2 separate regions of the Mus musculus genome follow, and region 2 is linked to region 1. The links are chromatin loops, found by intact Hi-C in ENCODE. Cell type or tissue: left cerebral cortex. All regions are shown on one strand.

What was found. Peaks named below come from ENCODE experiments on the same cell type or tissue, not always from the same donor. Only the 100,000 strongest peaks of a DNase experiment are listed, where the experiment ranks them.
Region 2: it touches region 1 in a loop (3-fold over the local background); 5 of 42 quality-filtered maps call a loop at or near these places.

The regions. Positions count from the first base shown.
Region 1 is chr12:37,876,224-37,884,223 of GRCm38, reverse strand. Dgkb (diacylglycerol kinase, beta) reads right to left here and starts at 3,707. Exons shown (of 26, transcript NM_001361686.1): 1 at 3,270-3,707. In left cerebral cortex, no CTCF peak of the experiment used is centred here; DNase peaks (open chromatin) are centred at 2,092, 2,660 and 3,469; H3K4me3 peaks cover 2,336 bases; H3K27ac peaks cover 2,592 bases.
Region 2 is chr12:38,112,009-38,120,008 of GRCm38, reverse strand. It overlaps Dgkb (diacylglycerol kinase, beta), which reads right to left. Exons shown (of 26, transcript NM_001361686.1): 6 at 5,336-5,476. Among named protein-coding and RNA genes, the nearest start is that of Dgkb, 240 kb to the right of the region's middle. In left cerebral cortex, a CTCF peak has its summit at 4,597; a DNase peak (open chromatin) is centred at 4,623.

The sequences.
Region 1 (8,000 bases):
AACTTCATAGGCTATGTCTGAGTCTCTGCTCTATCCTTGACTTTGAAGTCTACCACAAATACATCCCAAAGAACTTTTATTTCCATGTCTCACGGGATAAAAGAGGTACCCACATTTATCCAGCAGCCGCCTATGGCCTATGGAGGAGTTCCCTCTTGGAACTTTCAGACCATTTTCTCCCGTATTAGCTCCTTCATCTTCTAATTCCTGGCACCCAGCCCAGTTTTGTTTCCACAGTTTGTAAAGCCAGAAATTGGAATGGTGACTATGCCAAGTTCAGACTTGGGGTCAAGTGAGATTCCAATTCTTGTGGTTTGAATCTTGAGTACAAAGAGAGCAAGGCAATCTCTCTTACCTAGCATGATTTCTCAAGTACCTCCAACTCTCAGCCCCTTCAAAAAGGATACACTGAAGCCAACTGCGTCACAGCACAATTCTTTCTTAATAGAACAGGTAGCAGTGTGACTAGGAGTGGGAGGCACACCATGGAGGTTATCACAGCCTACCATTGTCAACTCTATTACTTTCAATATATTCTTTTTTAATTCAACCCTGGGTTGGATTTTCTTTTACGTGGTAGAAAATATCTTCCTTCTATAGCTTCTACACCGTTGATAAAATAACTCATTCAAAATGCTTTACCCACAGAACTCTTATTTGAGGTTAAACTTCATGTCAGGGTTTCAGGAAAGAGAAAATCCTACAGGACTTGGAAAAGAATATCATCCCCAACTTTGCCTGAAGCTTCCCCTGGGCAGGTGCTCTTGGCTGGAGGTATTGCTTCTGTGGAGGTTCTGTAGCTGTCATGCATAGACAAGCACAGTTCTGATCCAGAAGCCATCCAGGAAAGGATAATGTTCAAATGGTTTCCCTTGCCTGTGTATAGCCCCAGTTGTTATTAGTAGGTAGATTTAGATTCAGGGACTAACTTTGAGATTTCTGACGACAAATATTTCTTTCTTTCAAAAGCATGCAAGGCAAAGTGTGAGTCACAAGCTTCTTGCCTCGGCCAGGCACGGTCGCAACAAATTTTGCTAATGGTTTAAAAATTAAAATAAGATCTCTACAAAGTACTTTTAACTATAATCTTCCCAGATACAATACTGTCCTCTTGCAGTATGAAAAAAAATTCTGAAGCATGGAGTAAGCACATGGCTATAACTTGGCTCCAATAAGCTTCTTTCTTGAAGAACTCTTGATAGATGGCTGTGGGATTCTTAGCCAGGTTTTTTTTCAATTAGCTGAATATCTGATTTCAAGTACTCAGTGTCTGTCGTCATAGTGTTATGGAAATGCTTGGAAACTCACCACCACATATTCTTACAGTAAGGATTTTCTCTCTCTCTCTCTCTCTCTCTCTCTCTCTCTCTCTCTCTCTCTGTGTGTGTGTGTGTGTCTCATTCTCTCTCTCTCATTCTCTCTCCCTCTTATTCTCCCATTCTCTCTCCCTCTCATTCTCTCTCTCTCTCTCTCTCTCTCTCTCTCTCTCTCTCTCTCTCTCTCCTCTCTCTCTCTTTATTGCTTTGTAAAACATTTACCCTGCATATGTAGAACCATGACAAGCATATTTCCTGGGTCATAAGCTACTCAGAGTTAAATTTAGAGATTATGCATGGAAGTTTTTGATAAACAGAATGGACCCCTAAATAGTTGAATATTGCAAGAGCAAAAATTGCCCAAACACTGAGTGAGCCTTTCTATTTAGAGAATTCGGAGATGAGTAGCTGACTAGTTAAAACAATTCTCATTACTCCTTGACCTGACTTATTTGTAATAAAGTAATAGATTGGATGATTTAGGGAAAGAGTCAGACAATTTTAAACTAAACTGGCAGGATAAATGCAGCCCTGGATTTCCTATTTTATCATAACAGCAGATTTCAGAATTACATCGCGTTTCACAATTACTAATTTTAGTATATTCTCTTTCTAATTTTTTAGACAGTGTCACACTCCATAATCTAGAAATACCTGTGTAACTTGGTCTGGCCTCAAATTCAACAGTTCTTCTGTTTTAGAGCTGGGTAGGAGAACAGGTGTAAGTCCTGTCTGGCCACAGACTTTACCTCAAAAGTTCAAAACCACTTTGACCTACGAAGCCCATGATAGTTTATATGCAGTTGTCTGTTGGAAGATTCTGGAGTCCTGGAGTCTGCTTTAGGTACCTTCCGCTGTAACTATAATATTTCTTGGAATAAAATACAGTGAAACCGTCATTTCTCCAGCAAGCCTTCAACTAAGTGGAAGATCTTTTCTAATTATGATATTCTTTTATTTCTCGTTTCTGTTGTGTTTTTCCTGTCATTAAAAAAAAAAAAAAGAAAATGTGTTGGGGGTTCGATTTTCCATAAGAGAAAAACTGGTCAGATAATCCCAACTGTTTTAAGTTAATTATTTCTACTTTCCTTTCAGAAAAGACCTTTAGGGTTCTGCCAAACTCCTTATTTATTCGCTAATTTGCTTTACAATAGGCTGGCCCATGCTGACCTATTTTTAAAAGAGTTGGTTATCTGCACTTTGAATAAACTGGCTGGAGTTGTTTTGGAAAGTTCTTTAGCCTTCGTTTTCTTCTGCCAGCGAACACAGCCCTGTTAAGTAGCTAAGTACAATGGCATCTTCATGTAAAATCGTCCCTTTCAAATCATAAGTATTTCAGATGATACTGGTTAGGAGCTGGAGACGATGGTAGCAGTAAGAACCTAGGAGGCTCTTCACCCCACCCACAGAGAACAACCTGAATGTTTAGCCAGATCATCCGTGTCGCCCAGACTGTCATTAAGCAGCTAGCTATAGATCTAGTTCATCTTTAGTTTTAATGTTATAAAAGTAAGGAAACGTCGTGCGTGTTTTGTTTGTTTGTTTATGTACAAATAGGAAATGAATCTAGAATGGAATTTAGGACAATCGGGGAATTTAAAAATCGAAGCCGGCTTCTTTGATTCCTCACCATCCGCCCCCACAAACCACCTTCCCTCTCATCCGTAACTTTCAGGAGGTCACACTCGCTCGCCAGTCTCATTGCCTGGAATCACAATAAATCGAGCACTTTCCCCAGACTTACTTAGCTAACATTAGGTTCTCTGCTGCAGATAACAGCAGGCGACCAATAACTAGCACAGAAATGAGGGACACAAAATGCTTTCAGATTTGCATGGGAAATCTGAAGCTCTGCTTTCCTAACTTTCCTCGCCATTTCTTCTCGGCTTCCCTTCCCCCGCACCACATACCCAGAGGCCACTCAAACTGCCAACCGTGCTGAGTTGAACTTACTGCAGCGTGATGCAGGCGAAGGCTAGGCGCATCTCTGAAGCGAGAGCGACAGCTTTTCCGGAGATGAACTGGGACCAGCCAGCTCTCAGGATCCTTTCCAATTCACACGCTCTCAGCTCAGTCAGAAGGCTCCCACACAGCCCGGCTTCCCCCAAGAGCAAAGCTTCAAGAACTCTGCTCAGAGCATCCTCCTCCCTGCTGCCACCCCCTTCCAGAACACACGGCCCGTTGGAACTAGTGACTGAAAGATGGAAGTCTTCTTCCAGGCGATGGCAGGGGCTGCCTGCAACCCACCACTCCCAGATCATTTGCAACTCAAAAACAGCGGAGGCTGAGAGCTGTAGGCTTCCGGAGCCTGAAAGTCAATTTTGGCTTCTTCTCTTCCCCACATCTCACTCCTCCCACTTCACCCTCCCCTGCCGAGGCCACCTCCAGTCCTCTGGTAGTCCGCACAGGCTAGGTATCGCTTAGGCTTCTTTCCTTATGCAAACCAATAAGCATTGGGAATGAAACTGAATTTGTCAGAGAGGAAATACCTGTTGTCCGTGCCTATTGCTCTTCTCTCATCTGTCATGGTCCAGGATTTGTGTGACAACGCGTTGATTCGGGAAGTGTGTGCAATTGTGTGTGTGTGTGTGTGTGTGTGTGTGTGTGTGTGTGTGTGTGTGTGTGTGGTGATGAGGCGGCGGCGGTCTGCTTGGCTGCAAGCTATAGCCCTGCTGCCTGGCTGCTGAGGCTGCTGTTGCTACTATAGCCCTTGGAACACAGGGGGAAATAAGACAGAGAGACAGGGCTTCCCAGCTGTTTAACTGCTGGCTGAGTTATGATCAGGCGGTTGGGGAGACAGTGCAGCCATCAGTAGCTGTTATTGAGACTTTGAGCTGTATTGTCTTCAGTTCCTATCACTTAGTGTACATTTGTCCCTCCACCAGAAATCTGATGCCGGACTACCCTCTCTTTATTACTAAATTATATTCTAACTGGCTACTCAGTCGCAGCCCACTCACCTCATCCATTTAATGCTCTCTCTTGCTTCATCCCTGCTTGGTTACTTAGAGCAGGTGACTGGATGGTGGATCTGATAAACTACAAAGGCAATGAACTGATGATGAAGAAGAAAACTGGTGTGTAGTTATAACTAATCAGGACACAGATAAAGATGGTTTTTGAGTCATGTGATAAAAGTAATGTATTGGATAATAAAAATATAACATCAATTTACATGATCCAATGTATGCAAAACCTGCTGGCAATTAAGGTGCAAGTTCACTTTCCTATAGTGAAGGTTACACTGATATGTGTGTTTTAATGGCTCTCAGTCTTTCTACAAAATATCATAGAGGTATGATTTCAACATATCAGCACCACGTTAGAACATCATCTGATCTAGCGATAGTTTATGTCCATGTTATAGTTCTGTAATAGAATGTAATGAGTAGCATAAGACACACTCACACACACACACACACACACACACACACACACACACACCAGTTCTCTTTCTCCCCCCTCACACACACACACACCTGTTCTCTCTTTTCCCTCCCTCCCTGCCTTTCTCTCTCTTTCTCTCTCTCACACACACACACACCTGTTCTCTCTCTCTCTCTCTCTCTCTCTCTCTCTCTCTCTCTCTCTCTCTCACACACACACACACACACACACACACACTGAACAGCTCTTCCACATTATTGTTAGTTTTCAGATTCTGAGCTAAAAATGACCTTAATTCTCTTCAATTTTATTTGTAATACATACAGTAACTATGCCTTTCTCTGAGCGTTTCTTATGTCTACCATATTTATAACCAATTACAGGGCTTATACAGTCATGGTTAAACAAGTTAGGAACACAAGAAAGTCAAACCCTAAAAACAACAAATTCAAAAGGAAGAAAAGAGAACCATTTCTTTATTTGTTTATATAAGGTGATCATAGCATTTAGGTAAACAAGGACTAATTAATGAACAAAGCATTTATCAATTATTTAATAGATATCAGTTTACCAAAAAATTTACTATAATCATAGTGACAAATAAACGATCAATATTTTAGTTTAAAATATATACTAAGATACAACTAAGAATATTTTTTCAGAATTTAGCTCCATTCCACTTCCTCATGCCCCTTTACTCTTTTTTTCCCATTTTTTTTTTAGATTTTTTTTCATTTACATTTCAAATGCTATCCCAAAAGTCCCCTATACCTTCACCCCGACCTGCTCCCCTACCCACTCACACCCACTTCTTGGCCCTGGCATTCTGCAGTACTGGGGCATAAAAGTTTGCAAGACCAAGGGGCCTCTCTTCTCAATGATGGCTGACTAGGCCATCTTCTGATACATATGCAGCTAGAGACACGAGCTCTGGGGTTTCAGATTAGTTCATATTGTTGTTCCACCTATAGAGTTGCAGACCCCTTCAGCTCCTTGAGTACTTTCTCCAACTTCTCCATTGGGGGCCCTGTGTTCCATCCAATAGATGACTGTGAGCATCCACTTCTGTATTTGCCAGGCACTGGCATAGCCTCACAAGAGACAGCTATATCAGGGTCCTTTCAGCAAAATCTTGCTGACATATGCAATAGTGTCTGCTTTGGTGGCTGATTATGGAATGGATCCCTGGGTGGGTTAGTCTCTGGATTGTCAATCCTTTCATCTTAGCTCCAAATTTTGACTCTAACTCCTTCCATAAGTATTTTGTTCCCTCTTCTAAGGAGGAATGAAGTATCCACACGTTGATCTTCCTTCTTCTTGATTTTCTTGTGTTTTGCAAATTGTATCTTGGGTATTCTAAGTTTCTGGGCTAATATCCACTTATCAGTGAGTACATATCTAATGACTTCTTTTGTGATTGGTTTACATCACTCAGGATGATATCCACCAGATATATCCATTTGCCAAAGAATTTCATAAATTCATTGTTTTTAATAGCTGAGTAGTACTCCATTGTGTAAATGTACCACATTTTCTGTATCCATTCCTCTGTTGAGAGACATCTGGGTTCTTTCCAGCTTCTGGCTATTTTAAATAAGGCTGCTATGAACATAGTGGAGCATGTGTCCTTATTACCAGTTGGAACAGCTTCTGGGTATATGCCCAGGAGAGGTACTGCTGGATCTTCCGGTAGTACTATGTCCAATTTTCTGAGGAACAGCCAGACTAATTTCCAGAGTGGCTGTACAAGCTTGCAATCCCACCAGCAATGGAGGCATGTTCCTCTTTCTCCACATTCTTGCCAGCATCTGCTGTCACCTAAATTTTTGACCTTAGCCATTCTGACTGGTGTGAGGTGAAATCTCAGGGTTGTTTGGATTTGCATTTCCCTGATGATTAAGGATGTTGAACATTTTTTTCAAGTGCTTCTCAGCCCTTCAGTATTCCTACATTGAGAATTCTTTGTTTAGCTCTCTACTCCATTTATTAATGGGGTTATTTGAATTTCTGGGATTCAGCTTCTTGAGCTCTTTGTATATATTGGATATTAGTCCCCTATCAGATTTAGGATTGGTAAAAATCCTTTCCCAATCTGTTGGTGGCCTTTTTGTCTTATTGACAGTATCTTTTGCCTTACAGAAGCTTTGCAATTTTATGAGGCCCCATTTGTTGACTCTTGATCTTACAGCACAAGCCATTATTTTTCTGTTCAGAAATTATTCCCCTATGTCCATATCTTCGAGGCTTTTCCCCACTGTCTTCCATTTCTCCTCTATAAATTTCAGTGTCTCTGGTTTTTTGTGGAGGTCTTTGATCCACTTAGACTTGAACTTTGTACAAGGAGATAAGACTGGATCAACTCGCATTCTTCTACATGATAACTGCCAGTTGTGCCAGCACCATTTGTTGAAAATGCTGTCTTTTTTTCCACTGGATACAACCAGGAATTTTAAGTACCAAAATATTTAATAAATCGTGTTACCGTATATTTTTGTCTTTCAATACTTTCTATCTCATTTTTCTTTTTTTTCTTTTTCTTTTTCTTTTTTTTATTTTGGCTAAGTAGCACATAGAAATGCAAATCACTAAAATTACAATGAGTAAATTCTGAAGTTTCATACTTTCAGGTAGTAGGTACAATGTTAGGAAGTAATTTCTACTTCAGAGAACCATGTTCTGATAAGAAAATATGTTTATATCCACTGAGCTTTGCTTTCATACTCACTCCATGAAATAACCTCAGCATCTGGAAGGTTCCCAGGTGGCCTTCCACCTCATGGTCTTATTGCACAAACCTCCAGGGGTCTGCCATTGTTTAGTGCTGTCAGAACTATTTAGCAAAGGGGATGTTTGTCTTCCATTTTACTCTTGCTTTGAAATCCAAAATGTAGGGAAAGCAATGGAGTGTGGGACGATGAAAGGCAGTCTGTTTTCTGGTTTAGCTAGGTTTAAACTCCGGAGACACAGGAGATTAATCTACAAGGGACAGAAGGCCTATTTGCCATGCTCCTAGATATTGCCTCCCGACACGAGGTCCCAGGTCCATAATTCTGTGGCCATCAGTCACATAAGCTGTCCAGACTCCACCCCCACAGTTACCTGGCAACAACTAGGTAGCCCAGCCCACTACTAAAGGGCCTGCTTGGCCCCTTCTCTCTCTTGTCTCTTGGTATTTCTCTTAAGCTCTTGTTCTCTTAATCCCACCTCTCACTCTCCTTCCCCTAATCCCTTCTTCTCTCTCTCAATGTGGTCATGGCTGGCTTCTACTTCTCTATCTTTTCTCTTTCTTTCTGTTTT
Region 2 (8,000 bases), 240 kb before region 1:
ATAATAAAAGTTTCTTTCTACTGGGGGACCTCAGCTCCTAGACAGGCAGTACATACAGTATTTGCACGACCTTTTTTTCTTTCTTTTTTTTTTTTTCCTTTTTTTTTTGTTTTGGGTTGGATCTCCAGGCAGGCCTCACTAGGCACCTCATCTTTAGACTAATCAAGTAAGGATTTTCAGAACACAGACTCTCTTAGTGAGTTAAGAAAAGCAGAAGTCCAAGGCCTGTGGTCTCCCTTATTCACAGCCCTCAAGGAGATCAGGGAAGAAGCCACAGGTGTCTTTTTAAGGTAAACACAGGAGAATGACACAGCTGTAAAAACAGAAGAGGGGAAGTGAGGGTGAATGTTGACTTTGTATAATTTCCTGGAGGGTCTTATGTCTGAGTTCTGGATGTTTGCAGAGAGGTTGGCAACTGAGAGAGTCTGGATCACTGTCATTATTCTTACACTTAATGGTTACAGAATTCTACCAACTAAGACACGATTGCGTGTATCACTGTACATTTTCAAATAGTATCAAGTTAACTATGGCTTTGTATTCTTTTGCAATAGAAAATCAAACATTAAAGATATAAAACTTGAAAACGTGAATCTATGAAATTATGGTTCGCTAAAATTTCAACACATACAACCATGTGGTTAATCTCTCAAATATTCAATAAATGAGAAGAAAATGGTGTAAGTAAAAGAAAAAAAAAACCCTCCAAGTAGACAGTAACCATGTCAAGATTTGATGCTATAGTAGAAATACTAAAAAAAAAAAAAAAAAATACTTCTATAAGTGAAAAGATATCACAGACTACCAAGAAAAACGTCCATAACCAAGAACAAGGTGAAACAAATACACCCAACTCTGTTTCAGAAGTAGGGTCACAGTAACTCTGTCTGTACTGGAGAAAGTGCTTGTAAAACCAACTCAAACGACTCAAATGTGTAGGACTTGTGCGACCACTGGCAGCTGAATTCAAGGAGGCCCAGTATGAAAAAAAAAATTTCAAACTAGAAATAGGAGCAGGTGCATAATTCCTCCTGGGTACAAATATTGAAAGGCTGAGAAAAAGTCGATAAAATGGGAATAACAAGATGCAAAAATACATGCTAGATATGGAACGAGAGAGGGGGGGTGTCAAAAGAAGAAAATAATTGTAAATTGAAACAAAAAGTTAACTCTGCCTTCAAAGTGCAACATTAAAATAATGTCTCCAGAGAATGTAACACATTTCATAAGGGATAGAGAAGAGATTATCAATTAAATTGCAAAAGATCACAAGTGCTCAAGTAAAATATACAGGCAAGAATTGGAAAACTCACTTGATACAGAAAGAGAGAAATCAACCAATAAGGGTGGGGCAGGCTTTAGGTCCATGGGAAAAAAAATTTAGTCTACTTGATAAGCCATTGAAGACTTTCTCTTTTAAAACCATCTTTCCAAACAATATTGGTGAAAGTACATTTGAACCTCAAATATTAGTAAGATTCATTTTGTTAACATTTAAAAGTAGAGACAGGCCTTGAGGTAAAGAAGGTCATTAAATATCAGGTTTTAATTTTGAAACCAATATAGATTTATAGATGTTTCAGTGCCAAAATAAAATAAGACCAAATTGAGATTGTTCTATCAATGTGATGTTTCAAAGGTGAGGACCTGTGATGCAAATTTGAGCTAGCTTAGCTCACTTTTTATCTATTTTTACAAGCATGCCATTTTACCTTACATAGAGACAGTTATGTGCCCACACTTGAATCTAACTAAAAGGTCAGAATAGAGGCACATTATGTAAGATGAGACAATCTCTATTTTTCTAAAACTTTTTCACTTTCAAAAATTTTGAAAAAGGCTATCTATGTTTGTTGCTGAATATATCACAATGCAAATTATATAGCCTTTGAATTTGTCTAGAAATTATTAGACAGAACAAAGTATATATTTTAGTGATTTTTTTAATTTGGGAGTTCTTCAATCTTTAAATTTCAGTTTTCTGCCTTTTAACAATTAATATTAAAGTTTAAAGGTAGGAGTTAAAAATTCAGTACCTAGAATTTTTTTAACCGAATCTTATCTAATGGAAACTATTCCCATTCTCTTCAAATCTCCCATAAGAAAAGCAGCAGTGGAAAGCAGAAGTAGCAGCTTATACTTCTAATACGTCGTCAAGTGGACAACGATCATGCAATAGCTAAGAAGTCATGGACCTCTGAGAAGTAAGGAGGATGGTGGCTTCAATTACCTTTATTCACAATCGGTAAGAAATCTGACCAGATGAATGGCTCTTAGGGCCTACTGGTAATGCATTTCAGAAGCACCCTTGTACAGCTGTCTCGTATGAGGCTATGCCAGTGACTGGCAAATACAGAAGTGGATGCTCACAGTCATCTATAGGATAGAACACAGGGCCCCCAATGGAGAAGCTAGAGAAAGCACCCTAGGAGCTAAAGGGATCTGCAACCCTATAGGTGGAACAACAATATGAACTAACCAGTACCCCTGGAGCTCGTGTCTCTAGCTGCATATGTAGCAGAAGATGGCCTAGTCGGCCATCATTGGGAAGAGAGGCCCCTTGGTATTGCAAACTTTATATGGCCCAGTATGGGAGAACTCCAAGAAGTGGGAGTGGCTGTGTAGGGGAGCAGGGCGGGGGAGGGTATAGGGAACTTTACAGATAACATTTGAAATGTAAATAAAGAAAATATCTAATAAAAAAAAGAAGAAAGATTGCATACAGTGACAACATGGTGGTTCTAAATGACAAGTATCCACTTCTCAATTGCTTTCCTGTTGATTTCTCATTAATGCAAGACGTAAGGGTCAACATAAGATGTCCTACTAGGAAATAGAAAGAGTATTTATAATTTAAGATAGATATCAACTCTCAGTGGGCCAGGTCAGAAACTGGGAAAGAAAGGCAGAGTGAATGTGCAGGACAGACTGCAGCACAGGAGGCTCGTGCCTGTGTGTCTGGTGGTGGGACCCACGCAGCCAGCTAAAAGGTAGCTTCCAGGAAAGAGAAAGGAATCCTCTTCCAACCCCAGCACAGATGTGCACTTTCTAGGTGAATAATGCAGGTGTTCACAAAGAAATAAAACCTGGTTTAAGGAAAGGCCAGTGAAGAAATGGTTTGTTTCTTTATAATCGTGGCGACTTTGAGCCAAGTCTTACACACACACACACACACACACACACACACACACACACACACACACAAGACAAAAAAATGAAAAATAAAAATAAAAGAAGACTGAAAGGGAAATTGGACAAGGATAGGAAAGTGACAGTTGTCAGAATCGTCATTTTGGTAGACTATGTTTTCTTTTCGTGGATTTTGCAAACAAGGTAGTCTCTCTGTCTAACTATCAACAGAAAAGACTCAGAAATACCAATGCTGGGGAAAGCAGTCCATTCAGGTAAATTGGTGGTGGTGGTACGAAGTCACTGTAGAGAAGAAATTGTGTGCTCCATCCCTCCTCGTAATGAGGCTCTGGGGCAAAAAGCAGTAGTAACTCATGCCCATTCATTTTAATCAGCCAATTATCAGGTAGCACATCGCGGGGCACTGAGTAACCCATGTGTCCAGGTCTGGCAATTACTTCTGGTGGGTGACTATGTGGGAATGTCTGACCGAAACCAAAGTGTGTATATTTCGTTTAACTACCTCAAAGGAAGGTCCAAATTCAATTCTCTCTTTCACTAGGAACTATTTTATGTTCCTTATCGCCTCCACATCTGGTCCTTCTAAATCACCATTTCTTCTTTTTAATTCTCCTATATATCTTATGTTTAATACGGCATAACCCTCTTGAAAGTACCAGTGTAGTTCATCAGACACTATTAATGTACAACTTACCAAGAATAACCGTAGAAAATAAAAATGCAAAAGAATGTTGGAAATTTTTAAATGTACAAATGAGAACAGGTTAAAAACTACAAATTCTTGAGAAATTGGCTGATGGGTAAATTTTAGTAATTGATATAGAAAAATATCAAGCATTTCAAAAGAAAAAGTAAAGACACAAAATTCCTGAATCATTTTCTGTTCAGTCAGAGTGATGGCCACAAAATCAGGGGGTCATCGTCCTCACAAACAGAGCAATGGCAACACCTGAGCAAACTTTCCCTTTGGCTGTCACTTCAAGAGAAATCCACTGTTTACTTTGGAAGGAGAGAGATCTCTACACGTTCTTAGGAATACAAAATAAATCTTGAAATGCAAATACTCAATGTTTATGAATAATAAATATATATTTAAAGAATAATATTCATATGGTTTATTCATATCCTAAGCCGGTGTAACTCCTAAATAATCATGGTAAATTCTTCCCTTGTGAGAAGTTTTATCAAAGAGTTACAATTAAATTTAACTAAAACATTTTGTAATTACAATTCTAATACATTAGAGTAATTTTAATTTTATTAAGCAATATAGAAGTATGGTTTTATTATCTTTAATTTCATTTTGGTAGTAAAATTTTTAATTCATTTAAATCTTTACTGTAATCTGATTAATTTAGTTGCTGAATATATATCACCTGCTGTGATTATTATGAGGTTTACAGTTACAGTCATTTGAAGGCTATGCTCTTTCATTGCAATGTGCACATGTTACCACCAGGGAGAGCTCAGTCACTACAATTTATTAAAGAGCATTAAAAAGGTGCTCAGAAATTTCCTACCTGTAGTATTGCAAAAGAAAACAAAGATATTGCTTGATTAGTAATAGTATGCAGAAGCAAGCCTTATATATCAGGGTTTGATGAATTGCACTATGTCAAAGACAGTGTTAACATGATGGTGAAGGGAAGTTGCCAGGGAGCAGAGTGTAAATTGTGTGTGTGTTGGGGGAATTAGGATGCATGGGTCTGTGTAGGTGTGTGTATGTATGCACACAAGAGGGGGCAGGGGTTATTTTCACTTTCTGCTTGGAAGAAACTCTTCCTCAGAAAAGGGAATAAATGCTCCGTCAAACATTTCAAAGTTTCAAATTACTTCTTATTAACTCAAAAGAGCTGAGGATAAAACATTTAGGAGACATTTGATAGACAGATTAACATAGATTTCACATTACACTAATCAAACTTCAACATTTCTTAATAAAGCATATGTATACAATTGGGATACAATTTTATTTACATTAAATAATAACATTTTTATTGTTTAACTCTGACAAATGTCTTTATGGTTTTTGAGTTTTGCTTTTGCTGTTTTTTGTTTGTTTGTTTGTTTGTTTTAAGCAAGTTAATTTAAATGAACAAACAATTTAGGCAGGTATGATTACATCAATACACAATCTCTCCTCCAAACTCCAGCTTGGTGAATAAACAGAATTACCAAAACGTACACTCGAGCTTATCCTCGGGTCTTCCTCTTTCGAGAAGAGACAGGTAGCAGACGATATCCTTGAGGTGGATCACTTCTGGGGAGCATGTATTTGCTGGAGAGGAACGTGGAGGGGTGATGGCACCCTTATTCATCCTGAGACCTGGAAAAAAAAACATTTATACTCAAATATTTAAAATATTCTAAAATATTCACTGTGCTCTCAAGTATGAAATGACCAAAAGAAATTGCACTAGATATTGTGAACACGTGTGTGTGTGTGTGTGTGTGTGTGTGTGCATGTATATGTCTGTGTGTGGTGTGTCTTTATTAAGTATAAGACAATCAAATGCACTAGAACACCAATATAGTAACTTTCCATGTATGCTGTGAATGCTACAAACAGGAATGTTTCCAGAGTCCATTGGCAGGGGCTAAGCAGTCTACCAATGAAGGATGTGAGAGTGAGCTTAGCATCCTCGGTGTGTAAGAAAATGTAAAGAAATATCACACAAGGAACCCATTGCTAATCTTCCTTTCTTTGTATTAGTCAGTGACAAAAGCTTTATATATATATATATATATATATATATATATATATATATATATATATATATATATCCAGAATTGCCCTTTCATGAAAACTGAAGAAGCAATGTGAGTCTGTCTTATTATGATTAATATATCAGGTTTAAATAATCACTCACAAAATACATATTTTGTCAAGTATTTGCCAACACCATAAATAAGAATTCCTTCTGTCAACATACTATCCGACAGTATGAATAAACAGAATACAAAGAGAAATTGGAATCAGCATGATAGGTATTTTGGCAAAAGGCAGAGCATATATGGCTGTGTGATTTCAATATGGTCTTCACTTGATGTATAGAATTGAAGGCCGGTGCAGTTAATTATAAGCCAGTTAGATCTAAACATTGAGTCTTGATATTTTTTAAAGTCTTCATGTTACTTTCCAAATGTTAAAAAATTCTACATTCTTTCTATCTATGTATCTATGTATCTAAGTATCTATCTATCTATCTATCTATCTATCTATGTTTCTATGTATCTATGTATCTACCTATCTATCATTTATTTATTTATTTATCTATTTATTTATTTATTTATAGTGTGTATGCCTGTGTGTGTATACACATGTGCATGCTATGGTACATACATAGACATCACAGCATCATTTTGGTTATTGCTTTCAATTTTCCATCCTGTAGGTCCAGGGTTGGAATTCAGATCAAAGTACCTTTAGTTGCTGGGCTATCTCAGTACCCTTTGATTTTAGGAATCTTATGAATTGCCCTGTTCTAAGTCCATTGTATGGAAATTAAATATTTGCTCACAATAATCACAGTGGTCACAGTGTGCTGATGGTAATGTAACAGGGCTTCTTCACACAGAAGATTCATCACACAAAGTAGCCTTTGAAATGAAATCATGAGCACTTGAAAAGTTCTGATGCAAACATCAACTGTAACAAAAGTGTACTTTGACAAGAAGGATTTGACCAGGATGGACTGGTCAAATGGACTGGTCAGTGGACTGAGTGTCTCATGGATTCTTAGTCTGACAACAGCTGAGGGAGACTAATTCGAACAAATGCAGCTTGACTAGCTATCCTTCCTTGGCATGGATCTCCCTGAGAGATCTGTTTGCAACTCTGACTTTTGTTTTATGCACTTCTCATCTCATCTGGCCATCTCGATATTCTCAAATATCAACTGCAAGGCTTTGCAGAATGTCTTCAAAGCTTATGTTTTTTTGATGTGACCTCTAATAATAGGTCTCATTTAGAGCGTTTCTAATACCAGGCTAGAAGCACTAAAAGGGCCTTTCACACATCATTTCACTTAATGTTCATGTTAACCTTGTGAGGTCGACTATATCATCCTCATTTGACAGAAGAGAAATAGCTCATGAATAAGGTTGTCTCCGAGTTTCACTGCCAGCCATACAAGGATCGTCTTTCCCATTCAACCCTGCAAACCTAGGTAGTATTTTCCTTTATAGACACTATTGGACGTAAGGGAAATAATTTACATCTTAACCTAGACACACACACACACACACACACACACACACACACACACACACAATTTGTGACTTTTCTAGCAATATAAACATTTTATATGAAAAATTACATTAGTTCTATTACTTCTAATTTTGTCAGGGTAATGTCCACTTGAATCTACTGCAAAAAACAAAACAACAACAACAACAACAAAATGCACTTGTGGGATCTTCTTTACCTCCTTCCAGTGAGATCTACATTTCTAAATTAATTTTCTTCATAATGCAAGGAACACTACATACACAATACAAACCAATAGTTCTTTTTTGTTTTTTACTTCAAGGGAAGGAGAAATCCGAGATAATGCTGAGGTTTAAATAGTTTCCAAATAATTATACCAACTAAAGCTTACCCAGCTGCAGAAATCACGGCTTCTAACTTATGATAGAAGGCACTGTGGTCATGACCCTGGAAGTGGCCATAGTTCCAGATTTGGAGCACAAAACAGTAAATTACAGTCATAAACTATGCCATGAGTCATGCAGCTTTGGACCTAACCTTTCTCCCAAATGCCCAGTCCAGGGTCCTGAAATGACGTAATCCACTCCCCTCTTTAACACAAAGTCCTCAAATAGAACAAAGGAGAAAGGGAATAATACTG